Regions from separate parts of the Homo sapiens genome. Here region 1 is linked to region 2. A link is a contact called in ENCODE Hi-C or POLR2A ChIA-PET data. All regions are on one chromosome and are shown on one strand. Each heading gives the region's core, a stretch centred on a gene start or an enhancer-like site at or near the end of the contact. The rest is flanking DNA. Distances are from core to core; before and after follow the strand shown. Region 1 overlaps FRMD4A (FERM domain containing 4A). Region 2 overlaps FRMD4A (FERM domain containing 4A).

Region 1 (5,489 bases), core at 1,839-4,338, 120 kb after region 2:
ACGACTTCACTGACCTCCTCCCAGCCAGGCACTCACGCTGTTTCTTTCTCCCTCCTCTTCCCAATACTATTCACGCTTCTGCAGACACACCAGATACTATACACAAATGCACGGGGCTGTGTGGGGGCGGACACGGTGCACTGTTGCCACCAAGGTGTCCTGCATGATGTCTGGACACCGGACCAGCGGCCTCTGACAGGAAGAGTTTGTGTTGTGACAGTGCATGCCTTGGAATGGTTGTTCCTTTTTAAAAAAAATCTGACAAGTTGCTCTAGTAACCCAAAGAAGTGAAGGAGAAACCAGCTACCCCACTGGACAGATACTGATTTGTGCAGAATCCGTTTCAATGCCTCATGAAACAATAAAACCACGAACATCTTCCTTAAAAAAATAAAGACCACCTCACCTTCCCCTTCCCCAGGTTTAGCTTTGTACAAAAGACTGAGGAAGCCGCTGACTCTGCCGGGTTCTCCCTGCTCTGCCACTCCAGGCCTTCTCCAGACCTGGCCTGCAGAGAAGGGCACGGGGGACAGCCAGGGGGCTCTAAACAGCTGTTAGATCCTCTTGCATCTCGCAGACTCAGTGGACTGCTGGGGATGCCAAGCGTGGGAAGGAGGCTCCAGGCACACATCCCACTCCTGTCCTCCAGCTACCTGGGGACCCAGAGGTCTGAGCCACACACTGTGCCTCCCTTGCTACCCTCCCTGAGCCACACCGCCGGGGCTTACGGTGGGTCAGAGCCAGGCTCCAGAGCTCGGCCACCCGGGGCTGTGGCTTATCCTGGCTTCACCACTTCCTAGCTGAGTGTGATCCTCCAGAAGTTACTTCACCAACGTGGCCTCCTTCCGTAATCTATAAAACAGAGATGACAGCAATTCCTACCTCGTAGAGTTGTGATGAGGAACGCTGCACATAAAAAGTGCAGAACGCTGAATGCTGAACCACTGACTGCCGCCTACACACAGTGGAGTCAGGCCCTGATCTGATTTGCTGCTCCCTGCTCCTATAGGAAGGCCCGGGGGCGCTGCAGGTCTCTGTCCCCTCATGCCAGGTCTCCTGTGGCTCTGGATGGGTGAGGAGGCTAATTCTGGGCAGGTGGCATTGGGATGGCTGTCTTCAGGGACTGAGCAAGTGCCAGGCCTTCACAAAATGAAGCTCTGGGGGCACTGGTCATTTGTTGAGGAGGGTACTTCGTTCAGACAGGACGCTTAGAAGCCCAGCTCTTTTTCCCAGTAACTGGTTCCCAGGGCCATCCTGTGGCACCCGCACTCATTACGTTGAGAGCAGATGTAAGAAATACAGGAGCTGGCCTAAGAAAGGAGGTTTAGGAATACCCATGCACGATGTGTGGGAAAATGTCCAGGTTCTTACGCATGCACGTAATTCTTATTCACAGCACATGCGTTCACGCAGACGTTCTGCAAGGGCAGCTGGGAGAGGTGTAAACCCCAAAGAAACAGAACATGCAAGAAGTGGCCAGAAAGTACACACCTACCTAACATCCAACTGTTCCCTGGGGGAACAGTGAGGAAAGATGGAAAATAACACCTGTTCTTTGCCACATGGAGCTCTGGCTTCAGTATGAGTGACAGAGGTTGTTTATATTTTTGTCTGTTCGTTTGTTTGTTTGGAGTAGAATGAGAGGCTTTTTTCAAAGGGAAAGGCAAGTATCTACCTTTTCTTTTGTTTTGATGACTGTACTTGGAATTTTTAGAGTAGAAAAGGATAGTTAGATGGAGCCTGGGCACAGTGACTCACAGCACTTTGGGAGGCGGAGGGGGGCAGATCAGCTGAGGCCAGGAGTTCAAGACCAGCCCAGCCAACACGGTGAAACGTCATCTCTACTACAAATACAAAAATTAGCCGGGCATGGTGGTGAACGCCTATAGTCCTAGCTACTTGGGAGGCTGAGGCAGAAGAATCACTTGAACCCAGGAGGTGGAAGTTGCAGTGAGCCTAGATCACACCACTGCACTCCAGCATGGGTGAAAAGAGAGAGACACTGTCTCAAAAAAAATAAAATAAAATAAAAAAATAAAAGAATAGTTAGATGGAGACCCCAGACAGACAGTTTTTAAAAGCCTAGAAAAAAAGATAAGGCTGAAAAAAAAAAAAGATAAGTTTGACTCTCTGGATCTAAAAAAATATAGTTCATATGGGATGGTGACTTTAAACGTAAAATTTTGATCACATGATAAAATTAAATGAGGAAGTGAAGATTGAGACATGAAGAACACAGGATGTGTGCTGGAGAACTCGCAAAGGAGACTAGATTGTAGTAGAACAAAGTGTGTATGAGGAATATTTCCAGCATTTTTCGTGCACTACAAGTTTACAGGGAGAGAGTTGGAAAGCTGACACTGACATTTATTTATTTAAATTAGTTAATTTATTTTTGAGACGGAGTCTCGCTCTTTCGCCCAGGCTGGAGTGCAATGGTACGATCTCAGCTCACTGCAACCTCTGTCTCCCAGGTTCAAGTGATTCTTGTGCCTCAGCCTCCCGAGCAGCTGAGATTACAGGCACCAGCCACCATGCCCCACTAATTTTTGTATTTTTAGTAGAGATGGAGTTTCACCATGTTGGCCAGGCTGGTCTCCAACTCCTGACCTCTGGTGATCTGTCCACCTTGGCCTCCCAAAGTGCTGAGATTACAGGCTGAGCCACCGTACCTAGTCATGACACTGATATTTAAAACAAGGAAAGTCTAAGGACAATAAAAGAACCTTTAAAGATATGTTCAAAGCAAGAAGAGCAAGGAAGGGAATGGAAATATTGTTTGAAGCAAGTAGATGCTGGTTGGGTGTGGTGGTTCATGCCTGTAATCCCAGCACTTTGGGAGGCCGAGGCAGATGGATCACCAGAGGTCAGGAGTTGAGACCAGCCTGGCCAACATGGTGAAACCTCGTCTCTACTAAAAATACAAAAATTAGCTGGGCTTGTTGGCACACGTCTGTAGTCTCGGCTGCTTGGGAGGCTGAGGCAGGAGAATCGCTTGAACCTGCCAGGCGCAGGTTGTGGTGAGCCGAGATTGCACGACTGCACTCCAGCCTGGGTGACAGAGTGAGACACTGTCTCAAAAAAAAAAAAAAAAAAAAAAAGAGGAATTGCTGAACAATTCAGCTTCTGTTTGTTTCACTCTTCTCAATCAAGAGGGAAATGAAAGGAATATAAATGAACTGCACTCTCTCCCCAAAATAAATCCCAGGTAGTTTATAAAGTTAAATTTTAAAACCAGGTAGATGATTATTTACCATGTTTCTCTAAGCCTAAAAGCAATGAATGAGCCAAAAAGGAAAAAACTATGGATTTGACTACCATAAAGATCATTCTAAACAATAAATTATACTCCACAAGGCCCCATAAGCAAAAGTAAAAAGTTAATGTAAATTTCAGGAAGGTATTGTAACAACTATAATGGGAATTACTATATTAAAGATAAAATCATTTAGTTAGTAGATAATTACAACTTAATTAGAAGACCACTAACACCTTCCAGGAAATAGAATGCAAACAGCTAAAAAGTCCAGATCCTTGGACTCTGTCATTTCTCTTCTAGGAATTTTCCCCATCGAAACAAGAGAAATAGAATAAAGAATTATTCACAGTAATGTTCACCACAATGTGTTCACTCAAGTGCTTATAGCATCTTTATTATGTGCCAGGGATCTTATTAGGTATATAATGATGAATGTGATTTTGCTCCTATACTTAAGGAACTTCTATGTTCTGTAGAGGAAATACCCAAGTTAACAGGCTGTTGCAGAGTGATCAGTGTGACTACAGGGGTGAGTATAAGATGCTATGGGATGGGGACGGGGGGACACCCTAACTCACACCTGGTGGATCCGTCAATACCCCAGGGAAGGAGTGATATCTGCAGAACACAGCAACATGAGGTAAGAAGGGATGAAATGGGAGAGAACATAGAATGTTCTGGAAATGTCACCCAGGCAAAGAGCTGAAGGACACCGTGGCGGATGAGAAGGAAGCAGTGAGAAATACAGCTGGACACCGTCTTTATGAAAACAAAGAAGGGGGAGCTAATCGTCTGAGTGAGGATGGCTAAATCGCTTGAAATAGGAAATAGCCACTGAGCACTGTTTTCAAGTCAATTTCATCATGAGGCCAAAATGAGGGGAGTCTGGAGACAGGGCTGCAACAGCAAGATCCACAAGCACTTGGAAAACTGCAAAGTGATATTAAAGTAGAACTTGTCTTCCTCAATCCATGTATTTCCCCCCAGTGATTTGTAAAGGGACATAGCAGGCATGCATATCAGATTTACAGAGGGCAAAGAGGTTCGGATGGTAGCTTCAAATGTCAAAGTTGGGGTCATATTGTTTACAGTTTTGTGTCGTACTCTTCACGCACGTGCTAGAAGCCCAGCATCGGAATAAGGGAATTAAGAGGTGCCCTGCATTCTACTGTGGTTAAACTGCTTCTGGAAATCTGTATTCAATTGTGGGTACCATATTTTATACAAGAAAATGAAAGAAATGGGAGAGAGACCAAAGAAGGATAACTAGACCGGGTGAAGGTCCAGAAACCAGTACTTCCCAGGACTGAGGGAAAAGCTGCATCGGTGGCCTACATATCACAAGCTCTAGTGGTAGCGTGACCATACAACCTACTGGCCATACCAGATACTTGTGAGGCAAAAGGGAGGCTATTATTGATTATATAGAGAGAACAGGTATAAACTAGGACTGTCCTGGGCTTACCCAAATGGGGGTTCGGGGGAACTTGCTAATCTGATGTGTATAAAGTGAAGGTGGGTTAACTTTGCTTTGGTGGGCAAAAAATAGACCCAATGAGGGGAAATTCCAGAAGATACATTCGGATTCAATGGAAGGAAGAACTTTTGAACAAGCATCATTGCTCAAAATGGAATGGGTTGCCCCGTTATCACTGCAAATCATCAGGAAGGGACCAGAGACTTTAGCAAGGGAAGTTGTAGAAAGGATTACAGAACTCAGGGACAGACGGACTCTAAGATCCCTTCCCTTCCTCTCCAATAAGTTGTGATGTATAAGGCATGGATATATAGGCACAGCTAGAAACAAAGAGTTCCAAGAAAATATATTCATTCTGATAGCTGATGTATTTACTTGTGATGTTTCCTTGGTACAATATTACATGTGGTTTGGTGAAACAAATTTTTACAACGTTCACTCAGTGCTTCAGAAAGCTTACAAAAATTTTAGTACAGACTGATAGGCACAAACGCATTTTTCTACTTTTTGATGCTACCAATTTTTCTCATATAAATGTGTGGTCGAACATCCCCTATTTAAAATGTAATTCTGTGCAGAAGAGTTACCGGCATCTGTTGCTGGTTTGGTAGAGAATTCACGTGCTCAGTAACCAAGAACCTTAATAACACTTTCTGGTAACATGAATTTGCCTACTTTGTTTCAGTGTCCAGTTTAATCTGTCGTTTTAAATGAAATTTTAAAAAAATTTTGCTTATGTTGTGATCAATGGAA
Region 2 (4,896 bases), core at 659-3,158:
CTAAAAGCAAGCTGTTTTTCATTTTTTGTTTTAAAGAAACAGAATTAGTAACTTGCAGACTGACACCACAGGTATACACTAAGATTTCTTAGCCGACACTCACTAAGCTCTGATAAGCTGATATTCTCTCACTTGGACTGGCATTTCATCTTGTAGAGATGTCATGTAAACTGGCCCCCAAGTATTCAATCAAAACCTGAGTTCTTTTCCTTTGGTGGCTATGTTTATTTGGAATGGTGAGCCTGTAGACACAGGGTCCCTTCCATCGCCTCTTAAGCATGTGATGGGTTCTGCTGAACAGAGCCAGGTAGGCAAAACGTGGACCAAGAATCTTTACACGGAATTTCCTTACTATCTGTCTTTTCCAGGTGCTGTTTGCTTTCTGGTCTTAATAAATCTCATGCTGGGAGAATCCTGTTTTAGTGATTAGCATCAGTATATCCAGTCCTCGGAAACAAAAATATTTCCAGGTCCCAGAAGAGGGTCCAGAGTAACACAGCTTTACTGATCTGGTTTCAATAAATCTTGTTAACAAAAAATTCTATAGAACAGATGTTTTTTACTTGTCTCTGTTAATGTATGGACGATTCTTTATTTCAAAGGTAGTGTGATTTTGGCATTTGTGATTTGCATTGTTTAGCGCAAAGCATTTTAAAAGTACTTCAATATTGCAAAATGCTAAACGTTATTTTTTATTTTATTTTTTGAGACAGGGTCTCGCTCTATTACTCAGGCTGGAGTGCAGTGGTGCAATCTCGGCTCACTGCAGCGGCAGCCTCTGCCTCCTGGGATCAAGCAATCCTCCCACCTCAGCCTCCCAAGTAGCTGGGACTACAGGCACACGCCACCATGCCCGACTAATTGTTTTTGTATTTTTAGTGGAGACGGGGTTTTGTCACGTTGCCCTGGCTGGTCTCGAACTCCTGGCCTCAAGCAATCCATCCGCCTCGGCCTCCCAAAGTGCTGGGATTAAAGACGTGAGCCACCATGCTTTGCTTAAAGTTATTATTTTAAGAAAATTTGCGGCACATTTTTAGAAAGATCAGAAGGGCTGGCAGAGGTGAAGTGATTCTCAAAATCAGGGTAAGGAGATTGGCTGATAAGGTTTTCAGTTAAGGTCCCTTATAGACAAAAACCAAAAAATCAAGTTTTTGTATGTGATATCTCCCTCAGTACAGTGTTGCAATGAGACTTCTGTTAAATTAAATTAGAATATAACTAGAAAATTGGACGTCCTATCAGTCGATTAAATGAGGTATTCTCTGCACTGAACTTTTTAAGGAAGAGAACATTAGTTTTTCTATCATAACCCAAGAGTTTTTAAAAAAGCTTTGAAACAGAAAACATCAGTGCTCCATTCTCAAAACCCTGCACTGTTTACGATGAATAAAGTATGTAAGAATCATAGATAATGTCTGTTAGTTAGTTGGCCAATGGTCAACAGCGATTATCGAAAGACAATTTTTTGTTTTTAAACTGCATCGGTTCTTGTCTTCCAAATATTTGGCCCACAGCTGCCTTTGTTAACAGCTTGGAGGCTACTGAATTGTTTTTAAAGAGAAATGCCAACTCTACTGACTTCCTGATTGTCGACAGACATGAGGTTTTTTGTTTTACATGTATATACATCAGGAAATGAAATGAGATTACTACATGCTGTGCTAAGGAAAACAATAAAAGTGAAAAAATGTTATTTTTAGATAAGACTATTTCCTAAACCTTTAGAAGTATCGTACAAATTTGTCCTCCATTTGGTAGAATATGAACATGTGTGGTCTGTATCTCTTCTATGGCAGGCGATACTAATCATCTATCTAGATAACAGTCATTTTCTCTCAGCACGCTAAACCTGACATTTCAGTGTAAAGTCCAATAAGACAAGGAAGTGAGCTATTTTGTTAGTGGGAAAGAAAAGACAGTTATGTAAGAATAAGCCTTCAGGCATCTGCTGAGCAAAACAGAGAGCCCAAAAGAAGAAACGGAAGAGCAAGTGAGTTTCATGAGAAAGAGTAGCTACGGTTCACAGTTGTCTTTATATAGTTCTCTTTCCATTAAGGTGTATCAGCACTTTTGACTTCGTCTTTTTTTTATTTGAGAGGGAGTTTTGCTCTTGTCACCCAGGCTGGAGTGTAATGGCACGATCTCAGCTCACTGCAACCTCCGCCTACCAGGTTCAAGCAATTCTCCTGCCTCAGCCTCCCGAGTATCTGGGATTACAGGCGCACACCACCACACCTGGCTAATTTTTGTATTTTTAGTAGAGACAGGGTTTCACCATGTTGGCCAGGCTGGTCTTGAACTCTCGACCTTAGGTGATTCACCTGCCTTGGCCTCCCAAAGTGCTGGGATTACAGGCATGAGCCACCACACCCAGCCCTTGACTTCTCTTTTGTAAAAGCAATCCCCTTTTCTCTTGTACCTCAAGGAAACTGCTCCCATAATTTATGAATTAATACTCATTCCACATAAATGTAATTTGGATATAGTCCCTGAAATGTAAATATCTAGGATAATAGTATCCTGAAGAAAATAGCCTTTTGGGAAGTTTTAGATTCAGGACCTTTCAGGCTATGAAAGAGTTACTTTATCTTTTGTGTGTGGCCATTCATTTAAAAGGTTATTGGATCCTCTGGATTTTAGAAGATCTTTGAGTTCAGCCCTAGACCCTGTGTTATATCTAGAAAAGCCTTTTCTAGGGTTCTGTGTGTTCTAAGCTGGTATTTTATTAATGTGGTTCAGGAAAACATATCTACAGTATGGAAGTCAAAGCCATTCCTTTAAATAAAACTGAGGTTATATAGTCATGCATTTAATAATAGTGATAGATGCAGGAGGCATGCAGATGCAGATAAGGAAACCTGCACAGGGTCTTGCCCGGGCGTGCCTGCAAGGGACTGGGGCCCACATGTGCACTAGGAGAAGGGGGTGGAGCCACCAAGAATTCATGCCTTATGCAGGGGAGGAGACTGATATTCAATCTGTGAGGTGGGAGCCTGTTGGCAGGACCCTCTCTTTTTTTGCTGAGAGCCTTCTTTTCGCTTAATAATCCACTCTCCTCTCCCTTCAGTGTGTCCATGTGCCTATTTTTTCCTGGTCGTGAGACAAGAAGCTGGATTTTAGTTGAACTAAGGAGCAAAAAATCCTGCATCAATAGCAAAAACAACTTTCTATAATAAATCATAAATAAATTTATTTATATAAATTACATAAGTTATGAGAATGGGACATCTAAAATACCTAATGTTTAGCCACTGAACCGAATGTGGTCAATTTCGACGTGTTGGGTATCTTCCCAGAAGCAGATGGGAAGGAATTTGGAATTACTTCTATTACTCCACAATTTTAGGCCACTCAAGTGTACTAGTTTCTCTGGACCTCTGAAGATGGCTTTACTAGCATGGGCCTGCTACAGAAAAAGGGTGTTTATCAGAGACTCCCATGTAACAAATCACCCCCACCGTCCATGGTGTAGGTTTTAGGCTGTGAGATAAACTGACCTTTTGGATAAGGTGTCTGACCTCTCCCCTCTCCTGACAGTGATTTCTCTTCCCAGACAGCTGCGCTTACAAACAAACTGCTAGGTAGCAGTAGCACTTTGACAAATGGAGCACAACCCGGATCCTTTGTTTCTTTGAATTCAGCCAACAAGCTGGCATTCCAGAAGCTCATTAGGGGGCCATGAATTACTGTGGAGGCCAAGCCTGCACTTCCTTCTCCCTGGCAATCCATGTGGCCACACGTTCCCATGATCCGTGGGGCCAGATCATGCTATTCCCAGTTCACATTCCATCCCGTCAGGGTACTCTCAAAATAAATAATATTTACAGCAGAGTTCAGAGCTGGCGAAAGAAATGTGGAGGGAAAAATGTGAGTAAGTAGACTAGACACTGGAATCCATTGGATTTGTGGTTTTTAAATCATTTTTTCATGGGACTTCAGAAATCTTTGTAAGTAGATATGGACTGGCACTTATCAAAACCCCAAATTCCAAGGCCAAATTAATGTCATAAAAAAGTGACAAATAAAAATTGTAACAAGATTTAGTTTCTGTAACCTGAAAACATTATGTTTAGCAAATTCGGTAAATGGTTACTGGCCACCTACAAAGTTCAAGGTCTCCAGCCAAAGCTACTTACAGTCATTATCTATTTAAAAATTTGACTACCACTGCTTTATACCAAAAACTTGGAGAACTTAAATAAAAGGGGCCTGGAGGTCTCTTTATGCAAATATTCAAACAGAGCTGAAGAGATGGCATTTGAGATCAGAGTCAGCAACTACAACCCCCTAGACAAATCCAGTCCTCTGCTTGTTTATGTATTACCCATGAACTAAGGATGGCTTTTACACTTTTAACTGATTGGAAAAAGAAACCAAAAGAAGAAGAATATTTTGTGATACATGAACATTTATATGAAATTCATATTTCTGTATCCATAAATAAAGTTTTATTGGAACACAATCAGGCTCATCCATTTACTTATCCTATGGGGCTGCTTTTGCACTTAGGAAGAGTTGTGTAATTGAAACAGAGATCGTACTGCGTGCAAAACTCAAGATACTGACAATCTGGCCCTCAACAAAAAAAGCTCGCCGATCCTTGTTTTAGACTGTAAAATAATTTTTTGCTTTTGCTGAGATGTCTGACTGAGAACAGTCAACATAGTGAGAGCTCATCTCTACAAAAAATAAAATAAAATAATTAGCCCGGTGCAGTGACTCATGCCTGTAGTCCCAGCAACTTGGGAGGCTGAGGCAGGAGGATCACTTGAGCCCAGGAGCTGGAGGTTACAGTGAGACATGACTGCACCACTGCACTCCAGCCTGGGTAACAGAAGGAGACCTTGTCTCTGAAAAAAATTAAAAAATAATAATAATAAAAAAGCAAGCATGAGA

What was found. A loop is a pair of places that touch in the nucleus more often than their neighbours do. ChIA-PET counts read pairs that join two places held with the same protein, here RNA polymerase II (POLR2A). Pooled maps may share reads with other maps.
Region 1: a pooled map shows a loop between it and region 2 (2.5-fold over the local background). The contact joins two enhancer-like sites. A Hi-C loop is called at or near these places in 2 of 50 pooled maps. POLR2A ChIA-PET finds 5 or more read pairs at or near these places in 2 of 52 experiments (PC-9 and activated CD8-positive, alpha-beta T cell).

Annotation. Positions count from the first base shown.
Region 1 is chr10:13,871,168-13,876,656 of GRCh38, forward strand. All of the region lies in intron 2 of FRMD4A (FERM domain containing 4A), which reads right to left. It also overlaps the pseudogene NUTF2P5. Among named protein-coding and RNA genes, the nearest start is that of FRMD4A-AS2, 120 kb to the right of the region's middle. RefSeq lists an enhancer at 1-284. Within about 2 kb of position 3,089, at least 3 of the 41 ENCODE cell types and tissues checked have a DNase peak (open chromatin) inside an H3K27ac peak, as active enhancers do.
Region 2 is chr10:13,755,668-13,760,563 of GRCh38, forward strand. All of the region lies in intron 8 of FRMD4A (FERM domain containing 4A), which reads right to left. Among named protein-coding and RNA genes, the nearest start is that of PRPF18, 170 kb to the left of the region's middle. RefSeq lists enhancers at 1,886-2,075, 2,310-3,509, 2,658-3,355, 2,807-2,946. Within about 2 kb of position 1,909, at least 6 of the 41 ENCODE cell types and tissues checked have a DNase peak (open chromatin) inside an H3K27ac peak, as active enhancers do.